Linked DNA regions of Homo sapiens: region 1 is linked to region 2. The links are chromatin contacts, found by Hi-C or POLR2A ChIA-PET in ENCODE. All regions are on one chromosome and are shown on one strand. The core of a region is the stretch at or near the end of the contact, and the rest is flanking DNA. Distances in the headings are between cores, read along the strand shown. Region 1 holds the start of ZNF682 (zinc finger protein 682). Region 2 holds the start of ZNF486 (zinc finger protein 486).

The links. Hi-C counts contacts between places; a loop is a spot of excess contacts on that map. ChIA-PET counts read pairs that join two places held with the same protein, here RNA polymerase II (POLR2A). Pooled maps may share reads with other maps.
Region 1: a map of CD8-positive, alpha-beta T cell shows a loop between it and region 2 (9-fold over the local background). The contact joins the promoter of ZNF682 here to the promoter of ZNF486 in region 2. A Hi-C loop is called at or near these places in 13 of 168 maps with a recorded cell type or tissue (B cell, CD4-positive, alpha-beta T cell, CD4-positive, alpha-beta memory T cell and 9 more), 7 of 37 single-sample maps with no recorded cell type and 29 of 50 pooled maps. POLR2A ChIA-PET finds 5 or more read pairs at or near these places in 23 of 52 experiments (AG04450, B cell, CD4-positive, alpha-beta T cell and 15 more).

What each region holds. Positions count from the first base shown.
Region 1 is chr19:20,037,034-20,044,507 of GRCh38, reverse strand. ZNF682 (zinc finger protein 682) reads left to right here and starts at 5,003. Exons shown (of 4, transcript NM_033196.3): 1 at 5,003-5,165. The coding sequence starts at 5,163. It overlaps LOC105372309 (a long non-coding RNA gene), which reads left to right. Exons shown (of 3, transcript XR_936387.2): 2 at 1-397; 3 at 2,189-2,220. RefSeq lists an enhancer at 4,657-5,233.
Region 2 is chr19:20,162,342-20,168,791 of GRCh38, reverse strand. ZNF486 (zinc finger protein 486) reads right to left here and starts at 1,578. Exons shown (of 4, transcript NM_052852.4): 1 at 1,432-1,578. The coding sequence starts at 1,461. The region is part of intron 5 of LOC105372310 (a long non-coding RNA gene); the gene reads left to right. RefSeq lists an enhancer at 55-996.

The DNA.
Region 1 (7,474 bases), core at 3,754-6,253, 130 kb after region 2:
CCCCAAAATACTGACTTAGCCTCTTTCAGACCCTATCTCCCAAAGAGAATCAGAGAGGGGCTCTGGAAGCCATTTAGACTGTCTGGCCTCTTCCCTAGTGAAAATGGACTTGGATACAAAAAGGCAACCTACTGACCTCAAAGATACCAGCCCAGATACTGAGCATGGACCTCCTGCCTCCCCAGGACAGACGTCATCTAAGCCAGATCAAAGCCCACACTGTTCCTCCATGTGCACCTTTCAGACATGTTCCTGAACAGCCCTCTAGAATTGTCTGGAGATGGGACAAGAGGTGATGGAGCTCCAGGTTCAGAATGGCTGCCTCATCCCTCCCTCCTGAAAAGTCTATACCTGCTGATTAGAGCTCTCACACCTTAAGGGGCTTAGCCCTCCCCAAGTAAGTGTTCCCTAAAAGGACCTTCTGGTCTTTTTCTACTCTGAGCAGAGTGCTCAGAAATGACACCCTCTATGCTAGGGAATATATGACCTCCACTCCCACACGACTTGGTTGACTGATGAACTGATGCCCTGAAGAGGAAAAAGAAGCAGGAACAGCCTGTTTCCCCAACCGTGATGTCTGTTGGAGGAACCCCAAATAATACTGGGTGGTAAACACACAGGCACTGCCTAATAAAATTAAGGAAATTTAAGTTGAATGTAAAGGGAACTTATATGTCATATACAAAATTTAAGTTAGTGAATTTTAGAAGAAAACTTTGTAAGGGCATTAACATATAATTTTAATATATAATTTTAATTTAATTAAAATTAATAAATTTAATTTTAATAACAATTTAATAGGAAGCTATAAAAATTATCTGCACTTGCTGTGTAAACAACTGAATTTTGGGTAACTATGTAAAGGCCATCTATGGGCTTCAAAAGGTATCTGCTACTTAATGTTATAAGACATTTACTTTCAAATATTTGCTATTTTTAACCAGTGCCTTCCTATGATATGAATTTTCTTCTTTTTTTCTTTCTTTTTTTTTTTTCCTGCGATGGAGTCTCACTCTGTCACCCAGGCTGGAGTGCAGTGGTATGATCTCAGCTCACTGCAAACTCCACCTCCCAGATTCAAGAGATTCTCCTGCTTCAGCCTCCTGAGTAGCTGGGATTACAGGCACCTGCCACTGTGCCTGGCTAATTTTTGTATTTTTAGTAGAGACGGGGTTTAACCATCTTGGCCAGGCTGGTCTTGAACTCCTGACTTCGTGATCCACCCGCCTCAGCCTCCCAAATTGCTGGGATTACATGCGTGAGCCACTGTAACCGTTCCTATATGAAAATGTTTTATTGTGAGGGAGCATTTCTATGAAAACAATAGTAGGAATTTTGCCAATTTGCATTATTAAAATAATAAAACTTTTTGGTGAGTTTATATTTTTCTTAACCAAATGCTCCTACAGATAGCATATTGCACAGATGTTTTGATTTGTCCTTTCACCTTAGGTCAATTTTTCTTAATTTTATTCATCCAATTGTATTTACTTTAGATAAAAGAGACTCTGTAGTTACCATGTGCTCTATGGATCCGTACTTTGTTAGAAATATGAATTCTCAGTCCAAACTCAGACCTATTTTATAAAAATCTAGATTTTAAATAATACTTTGAGGTAACTTATGGGTACATTAATGATTAAGTGGAGTAATTCTGTTCTTAAAAGAGGAGATGTTTATATGAGTGAGTTGATTTGTCCAAAAGGTACAGTTAAGATCGTACCTTTCAATGTATATACATTTTATCTAAAAAAAAACTAAAAAATTAATAAAGGGATGGGAAATGGGTTGAAATATCAATGAAACAAAAATGGCACATGTCAAGTTGCTGTTAAAGCTGGGTGACAGGTCTATTATACACCTTCTTTGTATTTTGGATATGTTTTTAATGCTCTGTAATAAAACACTTGTACAAAATGACAAAGTTGATCTACACTTAGCTCTTAAGCTCTTACTTTTGTGAAGAGAAGGAGAAAGTGACTGTCGGGCATGAGCAAGTCTGATTCTATTTCTTGGTTACACGAGTTTGGTCTGTAATAATTCATCAAGTTTTCCATAAATGTTTTGCGCATATATTTATGTATGCATGCTATACATCAATCAAAATTTAAATATTACATGTTTGCATAATAGTTATAAATTAATATTTGAGAATAATAGTAATGCTTTATTTTGTTTTCTTTTAAAGGCAGACACGTGGCGGGGTGCAGTGGCTCACGCCTGCAATCCCAGCACTTTGGGAGGCCGAGGCGGGCGGATCACCCGAGGTCTGCCCAACGTAGTGAAACCTCGTCTCTACTAAAAATACAAAAAATTAGCTGGGCGTGGTGGTGCATGCCTGTAATCCCAGCTGCTGGGGAGACTGAGGCAGGAGAATCGCTCGAACCTGGGAGGCAGAGGTTGCAGTGAGCCGAGATCCGCGGCACTGTACTCCAGCCTTGGCAACAGAGCAAGACTCTGTCTCAAAAAATAAAAATAAAATAAGGTAAGATAAAATAAAATAAAATGGACATGTGTGCTCAGGGCACCATCAGATGTATATTAATATTCCAAGTTATTGATTCATGTTCTAACCTTTGGGTGACCCCCTAGGTCTTTTAATTTTCACCTCAATTCGGTAAGTAGCATGGTTTTTTGTTTTTGTTTTGTTTTGTTTTTTTGAGACGGAGTCTTGCACTGTCGCCGGGGCTGGACTGCAGTGGTGCAATCTCGGCTCACTGCAACCTCTGCCTCCCAGGTTTCAAGGATTCTCCTGCCTCAGCCTCCCAAGTAGTTCGGATTACAGGCGCCCGCCCCCCCGCCCGGCTAATTTTTTGCATTTTTTGCATATTTAGTAGAGACGGGGTTTCACCACGTTAGCCAGGCTGGTCTCGAACGTCTGACCTCGTGCTCCACCCGCCTCGGCCTCCCAAAGTGCTGCGATTACAGGCGTGAGCCACCGCGCCCGGCCAGTAGCATGATTTTAACTTTTTGGGATGTGATTTTGTTTTCAGCAAGGTTCTCCCCTGAGAATGATGCTCACCGGGACCAGGGCACACAGCACAGTGCCCTGTGCATAGTATACACTGAGCACACATGGAACCAGGTTCAATCAGGAACAAAGCGAGTAGCAGAGGTTGGTTCTGCAAAGTATAGTAAGTGGGAAATGAGTTAAGATTGTAAGGTCACAACTCAGCAGCAAACGTTTTTACATGCATTTGAAAAACCATTTATAACTAATTCATCAAAACTGTTGATGAAGGCCAGGTGCGGTAGGTCACACCTGTAATTCCAGCACTTTGGGAGGCCGAGGCGGGTGGATCACGAGGTCGAGAGATCGTGACCATCCTGGCCAACATGGTGAAACCCTGTCTGTACTAAAAATACAAAAAGTTAGCGGGCGTGGTGGCAAGCGCCTGTAATCCCACCTACTTGGGAGGCTGAGGCAGGAGAATCGCTTGAACCCGGGAGGCGGAGGTTGCAGTGAGCCGAGACCGCACCATTGAACTCCAGGATGGGCAAAAAGAGCAAAACTCTATCTCAAAAAAAAAAAAGAAAAAGCTGTTGGTGAAAAGCAGTAGTTTGGGTACTTGGCTACACACTGTAATCACCCTGAGAGCTTTAAACCATATTGTTGCCCAGATCCAACTCCAAGGATTCTAATTTAATTGGTCTGTTGCAACTTGGGCTTCAGGGATTTTAAGTTTACATCCTGCCCCGCCCCTCCAGTCATTCTCCACACCCCCCGCCGCCACCACCACCCTCCCCACGAAGTCTCACTCTGCAATGGCGCGATCTCGACTCACTGCAACCTCCGCCTCCCACGTTCAAGCCATTCTCCTGCCTCAGCCTCCCGAGTAGCTGGGATTACAGGCGTGTGCCACCATGCCCGGCTAATTTTTGTATTTTTAGTAGAGATGGGGGTTTCACCATGTTGGCCAGGCTGGTCTCGAACTCCTGACCTCAGGTGATACGCCCGTCTCGGCCTCCCAAAATGCTGAGATTATAGGCGTGAACCACCGCTCCCAACCCCGCAGGTGATTTTTATTTGCCAGGGGTAAGAAGCACTGGATCTGATGAAGAATGCATTAGCTGTGAGTGATTTTCATGTATGCTGCCGGGATTTGCCCCATGGCAACTCTGGAGACTGGGGTTTTAGAAAACATCCTTGCCCTGTTAAAAATTAGAAGATGACTTCAAGACATACTCAGCTGCTTGGCTAAATTGCAGAAAGAGAAAATGCCTTCTTCAGAGATCTTTTTTTTTTTAAACTTGGTTTCACTCTGTCACCCCGGCTGTAGTGCAATGGTGTGATCGTGGCTCACTGCAGTCTTGGTCTCCCAGGGTCAAGTGATCCTCCCGCCTCAGCCTTCTGAGTAGCTAGGACTGCAGGCGTGCACCACCAGACTTGGCTAAATTTTTAATTATTTTTTGTAGAGATGGGATCATCGCTATGTTGCCCGGGCTGGTCTTAAAACTCCTGGCCTCAAGTGATGCTCCCGCCTCAGCCTCCCTAGTTGCTAGAACTACAGGCACAGGCTACCACGCCTGGTTTCTTTTTTAAAATGTGGCTACTAGAAAATGTAAAATTCATATGTGCTTCACAGTTTATTTCTTAGAGAATTGCCTCCCTTGCGACATCTTAGGCTGCCTGCTCAAAAGACTGGAGGCTAGGAAAATGATGAAATCTGAGATTTTAAAATAATTGTCATTATATTGTTTCCATTTGTGAATAACATATGTATACTATTCACAAATAAAGATAACTTTATATACAAAGTTAAATGCAAATGTTCCCCAGGAAGGGCCAGTTTCCAATTCAGGAAGGAAGCGCGCCAGAAAAGGGTTCAGGAAAAACCTGTAACTCTTGCCTTATTCAACACATTCTCAGATCACGCCTCCTGTCACTCATGACCTGAGGGGGCGGGGCATGGAACTGTATCCAATCATGGGCGCTAGAGTGGGAACTGTCCAATCAGGTGCGCAGCCAAGGTAGAGGGGGCGGTGTCCTGGAGCTGGCGGGGCCTTTGTCTCGCTCCAGCCAGAGCTCAGGGTCCATCTTCATTGCTTAGTATCCTCTGCTCTAGTAGTTCCCGGTGACTGTCGCAGCCTCTGTTGCCCTCTGACTTGCAGATGCTGTGAGATCCAGAGCTAAGACTCCACGACATCCCGGAAGCCGAAAAATGGTGAGTGTGCCAGGCCGCGCATCCCGAGGTGGGGGCAGGGCTGGTTGAAACCGGCCGGAACCGGCAGTGACGGGACTGGGGCCTCCCAGCTGTCAGCTCCGGAGTCTGCGGACTGGAGTCCCCGGCAGGCACAGCTCGGCCGTCGATCACCTCCGGGCACAGGATGCGAGGTGGGCCAGCAGCCGGGACCCTGGGCGGGCATCCCGTTCCGTTCTCCCGCTTCCCGCCCGGAGCCCACCCTGGGAAGAGCCGCGCGCGTTCTTGCGTCTGCCCCGACTGCGGGGACAATGGAAGCGTCCTCAGGGCAGAGTCCAGACCCCGTGTGTGGTTTGTGCGTGGGAAGTGCTGTGATCCCGGGGGTCCTCAGTCTTTTCCTTCTCCTGTTTAAAAACTATGGGAGTCACCTTTAAAATGTTGAAAACTTATTGAAGTTAACAGTGATTTATGCTCAGAGAGCACCCAGCCACGGTTTGTGGTTGGGGGTCCAGCCGAAGAGCTTGAAGGAAAGTTTTTTATAAAGTGCAGGATGAAGCAAACCGAATTCAGTAACTGACTCGTTCCAGTTATGTAGTCATCTTATTTAGACTATTCAGGTTGTCATTGCCTGGTTATGTAATCAGAAGTTAATTGAAGGTTTGTGGTTGCTTAAATCTGAAAAATCTGAATTTTGTTTCCCCCTAAGGTAGCAATTTACAAGAAATGTATTTGCCTTTGATTTTTTTTTTTTTTAATGTAGGAACTCAGGGTACTAGAGCCACCTCAGTCTAACTGCCTGCTATTTATTTAACACTCCACAGAAGTGGTTTTCTCTTGGATTTTCCAAATGTGTGACAAACAGAATCTCAAAGCTACCACTCTGTTGCCCCAGCCTAACTCTGACTTGCAGTTGAATTTTAAATTTTCAGTTCTTTCCTGACATTCTTCAACACCAACTTCCCCTCTCTAATTCACAACATTATCAACTATTAGTCCTTTTTTGTACATTTCAGACACAGTATTTTGATTGATCATTATTTCAAAGAGCAGCGGATGGCACTTTTTAGAAAAAGAATTGTTTTTCATTTGCAAACATTTTACAGGAGATGAAAGCAGAGAATAATCCCAACACTCCACCATGAAAAAAAAAAAGACCAAAAAACAAAAACCTTTGTGCCAATCTCCCTTTAATCTTTCCTAGGCACAGACACCTTATCAGAATGTTTTTGGGTTGAGGTTCCACTTTGGAAACTTCACAGGGCAATGCATCCTCAGCCACCCTGTGTTATTTTCCTGGTTTTGAGTTTCAGAACTGTCTGGGGATGACATGAGATGCCCACAGTGGCTGTGTCTCCTGAGGTGTCTAGTGAATATCAGCCCCTGGGCCATCTCCTCTCAGGGGCAACCCTGCCAGGTATGGGAATGTGGCCTCTCTGTGGAGTGGTTGGTGCATTGTGCCTGGGAGAAATCAGGTATACCTTTCCTCTGAAAGCAAATCCATTAGGACATTAAGATTTTCTTCCCCAACTCCCAGTTTCCATTTCTTAGAGATACAGTGCTGGCCAGGCAATTTGGATGCTAGTATTGAGGAGAAAATTTTCTCAGATTGGTGAAGAGAGAAAAAAAATATCCCCAAGGACAAGGAACACCCAACCCAGTGAGGCAGTGCAAAAACCTGCAAAGCAAAATGCATCTAAGGGACACAGTGGGGCACAGCACAGTGGCTCTTGGTAGAATGGTTATTGTCCACTTCAGTGAGCAGGATGGGGCGGGAAAATGTCCCAAATGATAGAATGGCTTGACTTGACATCTGAGTCAGATATGTCTGTGTTCCAATCAGTATTGCCGCTTCCTGAGTTTGTCACCTTGGAAAGATTTCTTTGCTTATTTTAACTTCAGTTTTTAATTAAGTGTAAATTATCAGTAGAGCTTGAAAGGTAGTCTGTACTGGCAACCTGGTTTTTTCACCAACCCAGGCTTCTGTGCCACCTGATTATAGTCTCATCTGCCTGCATGGACACAGGAAGAAGTCAGAGCATAGCCTCTCCTGGGACACAATCTATAGCATGAACCAGTCCTTCCGTAACCCTGCACTGTCCCACCCATGGCTTCTAGATAGCAACTTTCCCTCGTTTGCCTTTTAGTTCCCCCACAAACCCTTTTTTTATGTGCACACAGTGTGCCCAACGCCACCCCTCAGTTGTCAGATGTCCAGTAGTTCAAGACCATGGGCCTAGACCTACCTTTTGCAGAAGCAAATACAAATTAGAAATAAGGGGCTTCATTCCCCCACTTGAAAATGAGGGAAGACATTTTGTTCTTTTGCCTTTTCC
Region 2 (6,450 bases), core at 329-2,828:
GGTTCAAGCTTTAATTTCCATGTCAGTGTTATTCACTTGGTTTTTGAAACTAAGTGTTTGAAAAATCCAGTGAAATTACTCAAACAGTGTTTACATAAAGGAAGAAAATTTTAAGATTCTTACTTTTTTTTTTTTTTGAGACGGAGTTTCGCTGTTGTTGCCCAGGCTGGAGTGCAATGGCACGATCTCGGCTCACCGCAACCTCCTCCTCCCGGGTTCAAGCAACTCTCCTGCCTCAGCCTCCCGAGTAGCTGGGATTACAGGCATGCGCCACCAAGCCCAGCTAATTTTGTATTTTTAATAGAGACAGGGTTTCTCCATGTTAGTCAGGCCGGTCTCGAACTCCCGAACTCAGGTGATCCGCCTGCCTTGGCCTCCCAAAGTGCTGGGATTACAGGCGTGAGCCACTGCGCCTGGCCCTTCTTTTGTGTGTGTGAAGGAGTCTTGCTCTGTCACGCACACTTAAGTACGATGGCGCGGTCTCAGCTCACTGCAACCTCCGCCTCCTGGGTTCAACCAATTCTCGTGCCTCAGCCTCCCAAGTAGCTGGGATTACAGGTGCCTGCCACCACACCTGGCTAATTTTTGTATTTTTAGTAGAGACGGGGTTCACGGTGTTGGCCAGGATGGTCTAGAACTCCTGACCACAAGATCCTCCCGCCTAGGTCTCTCAAAATGCTGGGATTACAGGCGTGAGCCACCGCGCCCGACCAGGAATGGGTTTTTAACCCCAACGTAGTTTTTGTTTTTGTGTCCTTCCCCTATTGGCTGGGGTCAGACCGCACAATCTAAGCTGATCCCGGTTGGCTTAGACCCAAACTTTTTCCAAATAGGATAAACGAGCGATTTGCGAGAAAAGGAAAAGGGAGAAAAAGGGGTAGGGTTGTTTTACAACTTTTACAACTTCTGATCAGGAAGTTGAGTCTTTGAAGAGGAATTTAGTTGTCCTAGCAACCCTTTACCTCAAGTGATCCGCCAGCCTTCGCCTCCCAAAATGCTGGGATTACAGACGTCAACCACCGCGCCCGGCCCCATAAATTTTTAACAAAAGAAAAGAGAAACTGTGAACCCCACGGACCAAAGCTCTTCCGAATCGTGAACCCGCACCCCGAGTCAAGATTCTCCCCTGATGACCTTCTCGTGGTTCCCGCACCATCTGGGAGAGACCCGAAGCTGCGGGTGGAGAGCTGCTGCACAGAGAGGGCGCCAGGCCAGGGCACGGTCACTGCGCAGGGAAGAGACAGGACGCCCCGGGACCGGCTGTCAGCGCAGCCACCATCTTATGGCTGAAGGGGACTGAGGCCGAGCTGGGTAAGGAGAAGTCCGGACGCAGATTGTGGAGCTGACTACGGGGAGGCCTGAGTCCCTCCACAGCCACTTCCCATCAACCAGTCCCTCCCCTCTCTCAGGATGTCCAATGGGCACTCTCACCATTTCTAGGCTTCTAAGGGGTCCCGGCATCTTGGCTGTGGATCTCCCAATACCTACAGGACACAGGGCCACAGAGGGTGGGCCTCTAGGAGCAGAGGACACAGAGTAGCGAAGAGGCGACCTAGAGCTCCAGATGCAGCGAGAGACAAAGGCCGCGCCAAACCCGGAAGCCGTCCTCTTTGCTCCAGCTGCCTGCCTGATTGGACGGTTTCCAGCCCAGCGTCTCTGATTGGATAATGCTTAAGGCCCCGCCCACTCAGTCCCTGAGTGACAGAGGATGTGATCAGATGCTGGGCTGAGTGATGAAAGAGTAACAGCCTAAGCTGCAGCCTTTTCAGGCAGGGCTTCCTCCCTGAGCTGAGCCAGGCCCACCCTAGAGCAAGGGAAAATTCTATCTCTTTTTTACTCTCTCTCTTTTTGCATGTATTCAAAAGGTGAACAGAAGTATTTTGCTGTCATATTAATAATACATAAAATTTTTGTTAGAAAATCAACTTTTACTTTGGTAATAGTGTATTATCAATACTAAAGCTAATTTTAATAAAACCTTATATATAAATCAGATTTGTCACTTTTGACCTCTCGAGATTTACACATATATTTCATAATCACTTGTAATTTTTTTAACTTTTTATATTTTATCTACATTCTTTTTTTCAATTTGAAACAACCTTTAAGTAATTTCAAATTGTTACAGGAAATAGAAATCATTTAGAACCAGGCGCAGTGGCTCACGCCTCTAATTCCAGCACTTTGGGAGGCCAAGGTGGGCGGATAACTTGAGTCAGGAGTTCAAGACCAGCCTGGCCAACATGGTGAAACCCCATTTCTACTAAAAATACAAAAAATTATCTGGGTGTGCTGGTGTGCACTTGTAGTCCCAGCTACTCCGGAGGCTGAGGCAAGAGAATCGCTTGAACCCAGGAGGCGGAGGTTGTGTAACAGCCCAAGGGTTTTACCTTGCCTTTTGTCTAGACAGAGCTGATTCATAAAGACAGGCCTTTTGCCTAGACAGAGCCCATTCATCAAGACAGGGGAATTTGTGGAGGAAAAGTTAAATATTAATTTTGAAATAAATTGAACACAGACACAAACAATGGTCACCAAGTCTCAGAACCGGTTGTGTGACCCCCTTGAGGCATTCATTGAGGCATTCATGTAGTGTCATTTCAGAGAAATCTCTGTTTCAATCTATTCCTATATGTTAGTTATTGAAAAACAAGATAACGTTTTTGTGTTCCTTGAGCCCAGTCGCAAAGGGCCCTAGTGACTGGGCCTCATGCCAAACATTTCAGCTCCATCAGGTCATTTATGTTCCTCTCCAAACTGTTTATTCTAGTTAGCAGTTCCTCTAACCTTTTATCAAGGTTCTTAGCTTCTTCAAATTGGGTTCGAACATGTTTCTTTAGCTCAGCAGAGTTTGTTATTAACCATCTTCTGAGGCCTACTTCTGTGAATTCATGCATCTCATCCTCTTATGTTCCTCTCCAAACTGGTTATTCTAGTTAGCAGTTCCTCTAACCTTTTATCAAGGTTCTTAGCTTCTTCAAATTGGGTTCAAACATGTTTCTTTAGCTCAGCAGAGTTTGTTATTAACCGTCTTCTGAAGCCTACTTCTGTGAATTCATGCATCTCATCCTCTTATGTTCCTCTCCAAACTGGTTATTCTAGTTAACAGTTCCTCTAACCTTTTATCGAGGTTCTTAGCTTCTTCAAATTGGGTTTGAACATGTTTCTTTAGCTCAGCAGAGTTTGTTATTAACCATCTTCTGAAGCCTACTTCTATCAATTCATGCATCTCATCTTCTGTCCAGTTCTGCACCTTGCTGAAGAGACATTTTGATCATTTGGAAGAGAAGAGGCACTCTGGCCTTTCAGCTGTTTTTTGTTGATTCTTTCTCATCTTCATGAGTTTGTCTAGTTTCGATCTTTGAGGCTTCTGACACTTGGATTTTTTTTTTTTAACAGTCTCTCTCTCTGTCACTCAGGCTGGAGTGCAGTGGCACAATCGCAGCTCACTGCAAATTCTGCCTCCCAGGTTCAAGTGATTCTCATGTCTCAGACTACCTAGTAGCTGGGACTACAGGCATGCACCACCACGCCTGGCTATTTTTTTTTGTATTTTTTAGTAGAGACAAGGTTTCACCATGTTGGCCAGGCTAGTCTCGAACTCGTGACCTCAAGTGCTCTGCCCACTGCCTCGGCCTCCCAAAGTATTGGGTTACAGGTGTGAGCCACCATGTGTGGCTTTGGATGAGGTTTTTGTGGGTACATTTTTTTCTTGTTGATGCATTGTTGCTTTCTGTTTGTTTTTCTTTCAATGGTCAGGTCCATCTTCTGTAGCGCTGCTGCAGTTTGCTAGGGGCTAACTTCAGGACCTATTCATCTGGTTCACCGCCGTGCCTGGAGATGTCACTCAAGGAAGTTGGAGAACAGCAAAGAAGAGTGCCCGCTCCTTCCTCTGGGATCTCTGACCTCAAGAGGCACAAACCTGATGCCAGTAGAATTGCTCCTCTATAGGGTGTCTGACAATCCCTGTTGAAGGGTCTCATCCAGTTGGGTGGCACAGGAAGCAGAACTCATTTAATGAAGCACTTTGACTGTCCTTTGGTGGAGGGGGGTGTTTCACTGGGGGAAAATCCACTCATCTGGGCTGCTCAAATTCTTCAAAACTAGCAGGAGGAAAGGCTAAGTCTGCTGGTCCACAGAGACTGCAGCCACCCCTCCCCCTAGGGTTCTGCTCTGATCTTTGTTATTTCTTTTTTTCTACTGGGTTTGGGTTTGGCTTGTTCTTGTTTCTCTAGTTCCTTGAGGTGTTATCTTAGATTGTCTACTTATGAGCTTTCAGACTTTTTAGTAGGCACTTGATGCTATGAACTTTCCTTTTAGCACGACTTTTGCTGTATCCCAGACATTTTAATAGATTGTCATTATTATCGTTCAGCTCAAAGAATTTTTAAATTTCCATCTTGATTTCATACAACAATCATTCAGAAACAAGTTGATCCTAAATTTTATTTTTATTTAATTTCCATGTATTTATTTAATTTCCATGGATTTGCATGGTTTTGAGGGTTCACTTGGAGTTTTCACTTTTATTCCACTGTAGTCTGACAGAGTAGTTGATATAATTTTGATTGTCTTAAATTTATCGAGACTTGTTTTGTGGCCCATCATATGTCTGTCTTAGGGAATGATTCATATGCTGATGAATGAAATGTATATTCTGCAGTTGTTGTGTGGAATGTTCTGTAAATATTTGTCAAGTCCATTTGTTCTACGGTATAGTTTAAGTCCATTGTTTTTGTTGTTGTTGTTGTTGTTGACTTTCTGTCATGATGACTTGTCTAGTGCTGTCAGTAGAGTATTGAAGTTCCCCATTATTATTGTGTTGCCATTTATCTCATTTCTTAGGTCTAGTAGTAATTGTTTAATAAACTGGGAGCTCCAGTGTTAGGTGCATATATATTTAGAATTGTGATATTTTCCTGTTGGACTAGTCCTTTTATCATTATATAATGTCCCTCTTTGTCTTTTTTTATTTTTAACTGTTTTTGCTTTAATGTCTGTTTTGTCTGATGTAAGAATGGCTACTACTGCTTGCTTTTGGGGTACATTTGCATGACTATCTTTTCCCAACCCTTTACCTTAACTTTATGTGAGTTTTTATGTGTTGGGTGAGTCTCTTAAAGACCGCAGATATTTGGTTGGTAAACTCTTCTCCATTCTACCATTCTGTATCTTTTAAGTGGAATATTTAGGCCACTAATCACTATCAATTATACCACCACACATTATAATGCCAGTCATTGCAAGGCTTGAACAGGAAATCAATTCATCCGCATTCAAGTTTGCAGTTATAATAAAAATTTTGGCCTGTTGATCTTCCTGGTGATTAAATAGTCTGTCAAGAGAAAGCAGAGATGGATGAGCATCAACATGGAAAACAGCAACAATGGTAGTGTGCACCAGGATTCAGATATCTTCTCAGTATTTTTTTCCCCAAACCTCTTTATTCCCAATTAACCATTTGTTTTGTCACTATTGGAGCATCCAGGTAGTAAGACCATTTGCTACTGACCAAGAGTTGGTATACAAGTGACAAATCCCTCTGGCTTCCTCCTGAATATCTTGGAGGTTGGCTACTAGTTCAGCTAACTGGCTGCTCCCACCCCTTCCTTCATCAGAAATGCTTACGTTTTTAACAGGATTATAAGCCATGCCCTTCCAGCATTGGGTCCCACCAATATGTTTGCTGGATCGATCAGTAAACCAAGCATGTTTCTGATCCTCTGGGCTTAGTTCTTTAAAGGAACTGCACCATTGAGTGGGGGGAGGGGCGGTTTCCTTCCCTATGTGCAGCACTTCCTCAGTGGTTTCCTGAGCTGGCAAGTTTTGTACATCCTCATGTAAAAATGATACCCCCTTTGGTTTTGGCTTAGCCTGGTCTTCTATGTTGTATTTCCATTTTATGATGTTACTTTCTTGGGCATGCCCTATTTGGTGAGTTTTGGGGGAACTCATGACTCAAGTCATAATAGGAATTTCAGACCTTATAAAGACATCACGGTTGAAGCAGAGGTGTTCCATTTCCAGCAAAGCCCAATAGCAAGGTAACAATTGCTTCTTGAAAGGGGTATAAGCTTTGCTGGCCTCTGGCAATTTCTGGGTTCAAAACCCAAAGTGTACCCTCTTCCCATCTTGTTTCTGCCTAAGGCTCCAATTAGCATGTTGATTTAGGACAGTTATTTGCAGTTCTACTGGCCCATCTCATATGGGCCATAGGTCCAGGGCCAGTTGCACTGCTTGTTTAGCTTGTTCAAAAGCCATGCTCTCTTTCTCTCCCCAGTGAAAGTCACAGCATTTTCTAGTGACTGCATGCAGAGGTTGTAAAATGTTACCCAAGTGGTGAATATAATGTCTCCCGAATCCAAACAAGCCAATAAATTTCTAGTCCTCCTTTTTAGTGGTAAGGGTTGCAATTTTTAGTATTTTAGCCTTAGTCTTTGGTAAAATGGA